2 separate regions of the Homo sapiens genome follow, and region 2 is linked to region 1. A link is an interaction called in ENCODE POLR2A ChIA-PET data of the cell type or tissue named here. Cell type or tissue: PC-3. All regions are shown on one strand. Links, peaks and the distances in the headings refer to the core of each region. The heading gives the core; the rest is flanking DNA. Region 1 overlaps PLCB1 (phospholipase C beta 1). Region 2 overlaps PLCB4 (phospholipase C beta 4).

What was found. Peaks named below come from ENCODE experiments on the same cell type or tissue, not always from the same donor. Only the 100,000 strongest peaks of a DNase experiment are listed, where the experiment ranks them.
Region 2: POLR2A ChIA-PET joins it to region 1 with 5 read pairs; 2 of 35 experiments call an interaction of 5 or more read pairs at or near these places.

What each region holds. Positions count from the first base shown.
Region 1 is chr20:8,858,062-8,862,460 of GRCh38, reverse strand. The region is part of intron 31 of PLCB1 (phospholipase C beta 1); the gene reads right to left. Among named protein-coding and RNA genes, the nearest start is that of RNU105B, 29 kb to the right of the region's middle. RefSeq lists a silencer at 3,665-3,959. In PC-3, for the core only: no CTCF peak of the experiment used is centred there; DNase peaks (open chromatin) are centred at 1,140 and 2,170; H3K4me3 peaks cover 767 bases; H3K27ac peaks cover 2,632 bases.
Region 2 is chr20:9,222,324-9,226,722 of GRCh38, reverse strand. All of the region lies in intron 3 of PLCB4 (phospholipase C beta 4), which reads right to left. Among named protein-coding and RNA genes, the nearest start is that of PLCB4, 160 kb to the right of the region's middle. In PC-3, for the core only: no CTCF peak of the experiment used is centred there; no DNase peak of the experiment used is centred there.

The sequences.
Region 1 (4,399 bases), core at 99-4,098:
GGTCTATAGACCTAACCTGCTATGAAGCTATTTCCAAACGGAGAAGAGAAATTGATGTACAGGAGAAAAGACAGGCTGCGAATAAAATGTGCCCAGCATAGTGATGATACACATTCATTTTCCGCTTCATCCAGCAGCATATGGAATAGACGGATAAACTAAAATGCCAGTTGGTCCTGGTGTTTTTGTTACATAACATTTCAAGTGAAAGAACAGGTTGTCAAGAAAAATTATGCTGAAATTTAAATAAATAAATCATGCATGACATAGTGAGTATATTCAAAAGCAGTTTATCCCATCAAAACAAGACTAAATGTATTCTACAAGAGGAAATATATTACTGTGCTGTATTCAGTAGCAGAAATATAAATAGTATCCTTAAGAAAATAGCTTTTGCATTAAAATAATAATTAAATAATAACATAATGCCAGTCTATTTTTAAAGGAAATACAATTTTAAAGAAAAGTCTTCTGCATTAAAATAAATATCTAATATCCAGTTGTCCCAATGTATGTTTTCAATGTTTTCCAATAAGTCAAGTTAATCAAGTTCCAATAAATCAATGTACATTTTCATTGTTTTTCCAATAAATCAATGTTTCCCAGTAAATCAAGTTAATTAAATTGTTTCCATCAGCCTGCCTTTTTAATTTTATTTAAGTTCTAGATTTTTATAAAGATGGGGTTTTGCTACATTGCCCAAGTTGATCTCTTTTTTTTTTTTTTTTTTTTGAGGTAGAGTCTCACTCTGTCACCAGGCTGGAGTGCAGTGGCACGATCTCACCTCACTGCAAGCTCCGCCTCCCGGGTTCAAGCGATTCTCCTGCCTCAGCCGCCCGAGTAGCTGGGACTACAGGCGCGCGCCACCATGCCCAGCTAATTTTTGTATTTTTAGTAGAGACGGGGTTTCACCATGTTGGCCAAGATGGTCTCAATCTCTTGACCTCGTGATCCACCTGCCTTGGCCTTCCAAAGTGCTGGGATTACAGGCGTGAGCCTCTCAAAGTGCTGGGATTACAGGCATGAGCCATGATGCCTGGGCTAGCCTGCCTTTTAACCAAATGTTTTATCTCAAAGAAAATGACTGAACTCACCAACTAATGACTTATCCTTTGTTCTGTCCCAAACAAACATAATAAGTGTATGATTCTTTACTAACATTTCCTGTGCCTTGATCACATATCATTAATACAAACACACAAGTTAAACTTGTTTGCTTTATACAAGTATGTTTGCATTTCCTACTTGGGATACAAATACAACCAACATTTTTTAAGTAGAAACGCCACTTATCAAGACATATAACCTGATTAAAAACATAGCCTTTTAGATTAAAATATAATCAGAAAGAAAACTGGTGATTTGGTTTTCCCTCACCTTTGCTCACCCATTAATTTCTATTCACCTTCTTCTTCCACTACCCTAAAATATGTATATTTATTTAATAAATCAGTAACCAACTTCTTTGGAAAATGTCCAACAGAATAAAATTGCAATATTTGTCTGTCAAATCAAACATGGACATGATGATGGTATTGATACCTCTAAGAAAGTTGTGTCCACCATGATGTCACAACACTGAGTTGAAAGTCAAAAAACTGATTGAAATTACTTAGTTTCAAATCAAAACTAGTTTGAAAACTAATTAATGATTGTTCTGTCAGTATATGAACTCTTCCCTGTGAGTCTTCTTTAGACATCAGGGAGCTCATAATTCAAGAAACACATGAGAATGCACTGACATTATACTAATTTCTCAAAGAGGAATAGATCTGAAGATGTCTCTCCTGATTCAGCCAGCCTGAGTCCCTGTGGAGATGAATGGATTACTTTAATTAATCAGTGAAATAACTAATGAATATTTATTGGGGACCTACTAATGTAAACAAATGGCTCTGTGGTATTTGGTTTGGGGAGTCTTGAACAGTATAAAACTGTTACCTCTTAAAGGTTAGAAACTGAAAATAAAATTAGTGAGCCAAGGCAAAGTTAAATAATAACACGAGCTAGTCATATAAGGTGAAATGCCAAATCAGTGATATGCACAGTGTTTTGAATTCAGGAACTGTGAATCACTGTGGTAGGACTTGTCTCTGAGTTAATCTATAAAACCAAAGCTTCAAGTTACACCATATGGAAATGAACTTATTGCCAGTGTCTTAAGCACAAAGCTTTTCTTCAGTAGGCCCTTGGGAGCTATTCTGTAATAGTTATCAAATAACAATGACTACTACTATAAATATTTATTGAGCATTTACTATATCCTGGCACTAGGTTAAATGATTAGCAGGGATTATCTGCAAGGATTACCTCTGTGAATTCTCCCATTATTCGCTGGAGTAAATATTATGAGCATTTTATGGTTAAGCAACACAGCTGGTAAATGATGAAGTCAGAATTCAAACTCAGTTATTCTGACTCCACAGTCTCCAATTACTTATAATAATCTCTTCTCCTATCAGGCTTTAACAAAAAGCCCACATATTTATATTCTCTCAATGACTCCCTAGAATGGAAAGTTAGTGGAAGCTTTTATATACAATAAAGAAAGAATAAAGGCAAGATTAATATGTATTATCATGGTAGGTAGAGTGGAGAAAAGTATATTATGTCTTTTTTTTTTCTTCCCTCTCCTACTCCCACTGTATTTTCCAGGTTTCACCACATTCTAGAAAACATTTATTCAGTTGAATAACCCATCACCTTTGAAGACATTTAACTTGCTCCAATAGACCCCAAGCTAGAGTCTACCCTGTGGAAAAGACTTCAACAAGAAATACCTGAGCAACATTTCAGAATTAGAAGGAGATCCTTAAAACATCCAGAAAGATTGAAAAAATAGCCAGCTTTCTTGAATTACTAGAAGACTGAAGTTAAAAAAAAAACCAAAAGGTTTTCAAAAGCTAACCATGATGCCATCTCTAGAAGGAAAAGTTATTCAATTCAGCTGTGCGGGAGAGCAGAACTTTAGAAAGCCTTGCTACTCAAAGTGTGGTCCTAGGACCAGTAGTATCACTTCAGGCCCACTCCAGATCTACTGAATGAGAATTTGCATATTAACAAGATCCACAGGTAATCCACATACACATCACATTTTTGGAAACATGAGTTTAAAGGTAATTGTTATGATTTTCTTAATGTGGATTTGAAGCTGAAAGTGTTTAGACTGAACTATTTGGAACAATGTTCTATTTGTGAGCAGATGTTATTTATAAATATTCTGGATTCGGTGCTTCTTTATTAATTAAAGTTCTTGAGCCAATCAAGAACAAGCTAACTCTTCCTAAGTGCTGGCCTTAGAAGTAGATGAACCAATTAAGAATCAGTCCCTACTTCCAAAGCGGAAACCTTGAGGAAGAGGGACCAGCAAAGAGGTAGCAGGCCACCAACCTCAGGGCTTCTGAGTTGGAAGTGTGTTGCCCAGTTTCCTTGCCCAGGTGGCAATCTGAGAGATTATCTTATCCCTCCAAACAAGAGGTATGTCAGGAGGCTAAAGAGGAACTATCTGTCCCACTTCCACTACTCTAATTTTTTTTTTTTTTTTTTTTGCACACTCAAATTGCCAGAGTTTGAGAACACTACCCTAAGAACAAGAGTTGGGAAAAAGGGAATGGCCTTCTTTGTCTACTGAACCCCTTTTTAAAACAAGATCCTATTTTAAGAGCCTAGCATTAGGGTATGTTCAGTTCATCTGGTCACCTCTAAGTAAGTGAGCAAGGAAGACTTGTGAGCTGTTTACACTGTTGAAATATTCCTATGACCCTATCTCCCTTTAGGACTCGAAGCTATGAAAACAAGCCATGTGAAGGTCAGTGCTGTAGTCCATTGAACCCATCAGTGGAAGTGACCCCAGTGGAATCATACAATCTCTGCACACTCACACTGTAGAGAGCCTACATCTTGGAAAAGGTCCAAGACTCCCCGAGGGATCTCACTTGGACTGCTGCAGCCTTATGCCATTTAGATTTGAATGATTTTTGTGTTATTCTAGCCAGGGCCATCCCTGTCCTATCATTGGAATTTAAACATTTCCATTACTACACAACATCAGGGTCTACTGCCAAAAGAAAATGTTCTTTGAAATTATTCTTGTAACTTGTCAGAACAATTTAGATTTCCTGAGTTTGTGATATTTAGATGCTATTACTGAGGACAAGTCCATACCTAAATATTTCATAATGAACACAGGAGCCGCATTACCAAAACTGCTTGTAACAAGAGCAGGCCGTGGTGTGTGTGTGTGAGTGCAAATGAAACAGTATTTAGTTTATGTTTTGACTGCTAAACCTTTAATCTATTTCAGATCCTGGGGTAGTTAAGGATTGGCTAAATAGGCCTCAAGTAAAGCTAACAATAAAAATTAAATAAAAATTTAATTCAAATACTTAAAATTATGAAA
Region 2 (4,399 bases), core at 209-4,208, 360 kb before region 1:
AGGAATAAGTGAATTCATTAGAAATTAGTTCTGAGCCTCATGAAAATCTTGTTTTATAATATCAGCATCTATAGGAAAGGAAGGAAAATGGGGACGAAGATTCTCAGTATCTGCAATAAGAAAAGTCCTATAGATTCACCATCTCCCTGTCAATACTTCCAAAACCAATGAAAAAGGTAATACTGTGCTCATTTTACAGATGGGACAACCCAGGTCCCAGGTTTCAGAGCTCACATTCTTCCCACCACACTGTGATGTATCCAGCCAGGTGACAAATTTAAAAATCACCAAAATCATTCAGTTTTTCAATAAACTTCTACTTGCTCAGAAGAGTGAGTTAACTTCTATTTTTCTATTAGCTCAGTATGGGCTCTTTAACATACCTCCAATGCAAAAATGTAACGGCATCTATCCAAATTCTAGACCGCTTTATTATTACATGAGGAGTATAAAAAAACACAACTGTTGCAACAGTTTCTTACAGCTTATTTTTCACAGGAGGATTGCCTCCTCCCAGCTACCTGAATGGTCACTATAAAACCACCAGTCCTCCAGCCATACGGAAAGGGTCAGGAGATCACGTCAGCACTTTTACCAGCAGTGCCTCTGGAGTCTTCCTCAAACTGCTCTCTTCCTGCTTTTGTGACACTTGATTCCCCCCACAGGCCACAAAATATGGAAAGGAATGAAGCAGCTGATCTGCAAGGTGGTTGCAGCCAAGGTCACCGGCCGGTTCCTCTCCTGGGAGGGTTTATTTTAGTCTTCAGTCCTCAGCAAGCTGCCCTTTCCCACCTGAGGACAGCAAAGACAAGATGCCTGCTCTTCTTTTCATTTCAGAAAAGTAAAATAGTTAAGAACTTTTCAAATGCAACAATTTCCAATAACTTTAAACATTTTATTGATATATCAAAAAATAATCCAGGGAGCTGAACTGGATTTATATTGTTCCCTCTCTCTTATAGAAGCAGATAAAACAAAGCAAACATGCCCAATGCAGGGGAAAAAATCCATATTTCAGTTCTGGAAAAGATTCAGAATGCCCAATTTAACATGGGAGTGTGTGGAACAGGTGAGGAAACAAGAAATCCTATCTTTGGAATAAGTTCTTACTATTGCCACCACAAAGGCCCTCAGGAAATGACACAGAAAAACAACCGTAATACAATGACTTCAATAGCATACTCACAAGCAATATGTGACAAGCTCAAAGAAACTACAAAATCTAAGGGCAACGGCTAGAATTTTAGACTATTTTTCTAGACTCGACTGTTACATCTTTTCCAGGTCCCTTAAACCTTGAAGGTAAACTGAAGGTAGAACAATTAACAATGCTAATACAACCTTTTAAAAAGTTCACCTGAAAACCAAGACAAGCCTTAAGCATTTGTTAAGTAGGAAATGAACATTTTGTTTTCAAATGTATCCCACTACTATAATTTATGGTTAATGCTTCTCTTCTCTAACTTTTTCTTTTACAAAGTTGAAAAAAATTAATATTATGTATATTTATACAGCGTAAGTATATACTATGTGATATATATGGGTAGTATACCCATATACTTACCAGCTAGATTCTACAATGAACACTTTATGCTACTAGCTTTTTTGAATATCTAGCCCTTCATTCATCGGTCTATCCATCCATCAGCATTTTTTAATCCATTTCATAGTAAATAAGTTGCAGAACTCAGCATGCTTCACCTAAACTCTTACACAGCTGGCATTTCAATCTTTTCCAGTTGAAAGTATGACTTCACAAAAGAAAGGAGGGAAAAGAAAGCAAGTCAATGCTCACTATGCACCTAGTTTCAGAGCCCATGTTGAGGTAAAGATGAGATTGTGGCAAAGGAGAGGGATTTTCCTATGAAAACCAGGGCGAACAGTATTTGGTAGAATGTTGAGCTTAGCAACTGTTAGGAAAGTTCTCTCTCAAAGGTCATGGTGTTGGCCCCATGCTTTTCCCCTTTCCTTCTAATCACCTTGGGAAGAGAAACCCAGTTGGCCAGGGACAGCAAGAGACAGAGCAAAGGAGAATCAACCTAGAAATGGAAAGATGGTGAGAAAAACCTGGCAGTTGGCCAAACCGAAGAATTCTGTCTTCTGGAGATGACATCCTTAGGTGGAAAAGGTAAGACAAGTCTTTTCAGTAAGACCAGTAAGGGGTTAGAAAATTCTTCCTCCTTTTTGTTTTTGCTCTTTCTCTCTCCTCTCTCTCAATTGCTCCACAAATTAAAAAATGAGAGGAGAACAGCTGGGGTTGGTGTTTGCCCACTGCTTGGGAAGGCCTCTAACAATAAAGAAGGAAGATAATGAAAAATAAACAGAGGGCCAGGGTTGGCCATTTAGTGCCTAAGCAGAAGACTTCACATTTTGTTAAGGACTGTCCAGTCCAGCTTACTGGGTAAGGAGAGAAGAGAGAGCCACTGTATAGAAGGGTGCCCGGGAATGAAAGCTGTGCTCATACCACAGCGCTCCCAGAGCACAGCTCAAGAGAGCAAGATGGGTACAGGAGTGGCAATGGAGAGGGTCCCTGAGGCAGATGATATTGCCCAAAAATAGTTGCAATATTATCTTCGCACATTGTGACTTCAACACTCCTGTCTCTGAGAGTTGAACTCATAAGTCTCTTCCCTTTGAAACTGGGCAGACGCCATTTTGCTTTCCATGATTTCAGGTACCCAAGGTCAACCACAGTCCAAAAGTACGAAATGGAAAATTCCCGAGATAATTCATAAGCTTTAAATTGTATCCCATTCTGAGGAACACAATGCAATCTCTCACATCCAGAAGCATCCTTTTGTCTAGCTTATCCATGCTGTACACTCTAGCTACCCACTCATTGGCCACTAGTAGTTATCTTGATTATCAGATAGAAGAAATGTAACATATATAAAATTCAGTACTTAACACAGTTTCAAGCATCTACTGCGGGTCTTGGGACGTAACCCCTACAGATAAGAGAGGACTACTGTAATGTGATAGACGTGACCATGCATGACTTCCAAGGCCAAGTCATAAAGCAATGCTGCTTCCACCTGGTTGGACAGAATAATCACACTGAAGCCCAGGCAGGCTGTCCCCCTGCTCTGAAGCTGCCATGCTATGAGAATAAAGCTGCCCATGAAGAGAGACCACATAGAAAAGACCACATGAGACTGGGTGAGGAGGAAGAAACGCTGAGCCATACCAGCTGCCTGCTCTTCCAGCGTCAGCTGCCACCTGACTGCAACTGCATGAAAGAACTCAAGCCAGAAATGCACAGCCGGGCCCTTCCCTAACTCCTGACCACAGAAAAACTGAGAGGTAAAAAGGTGACTGCTGTTGTTTGCAGCCACTATATCTTCAAGTGACTTCTTACACAACAATAAATAACCAGAATAGGTCCCAACGTATATACTATATCATGGTGATATCTCATTTCATGTACTGCAAAATTCGACTCTTTGAGTCTGGTATCAGTTTGGCCACTAACTATACCTTTCTCATTGTATATGTAACACTCCAGCCCCATGAGTTTGCATAAAAGTATTATACCCAAACTTTTCTAGAATCCTCCCCCAAAACACACGATATACATATATAGATTTTTTTCCCATTGAAATTCCCTCCCTTTCCTCTTTAAAATTTTTCTACTTTCTACCCTCCATTCAAGGCCCACTATCTTCTAAGTGACCTTTGAAGGTTATCAGTGACATCTGAGCTGCCAAACCTAAATGTTTTAATCCTAATTCATGTACAACAGGGCACTAAATCCAAAAATGGAAGTAGCAATAGCACCTCAAGGACAGATCAGCTCACTCTCTCTGGACCACGGTGCTGCCTCATTTCCTTACTGAGTAGTGTTACCAAGCTGGGAGATTCAGAAGCACTGACTAAGAGTCTTATTCAAACAGAATAAGGCCTTTTACCAGAGTTTCTCTATAATATTCTAAAGTTGCACTGGCCAATATGGTACCACGAGCCAAATGTTGCTTTTGAGCACTGAAATATGGCTAGTCTTGAAAGCCGTTTTAAGTACAAAATATTCAGTGGACAAAAAAAGGTAAAACCTCCATAATGTTTACATTGATTAAATGTTGAAATAATTATTTGGATATGCTAAGTTAAATATGTAACTAAAATTAATTTCACCTGTGATTTTGGACATTCCAGCCTCCAGTTTAGGCTGCTGTAACCTCTTTCTTTTCGCTGTCTTAATGAAGCTACAAGAAAATTCAAAATGTTCTATGTTGTTCACGTAATATTTCTATTGGACAGTGTTGGCTGGTCTAGGACATCAGGTGAACAATCATGAAATTTTGTGCTGTACTGAATCGAAGGCACCCAAGAGGGCTGGGCACAGTAGCTCATGCCTGTCATCCTGGCGCTTTGAAAGGCTAAGTTGGAAGGATCACTTGAG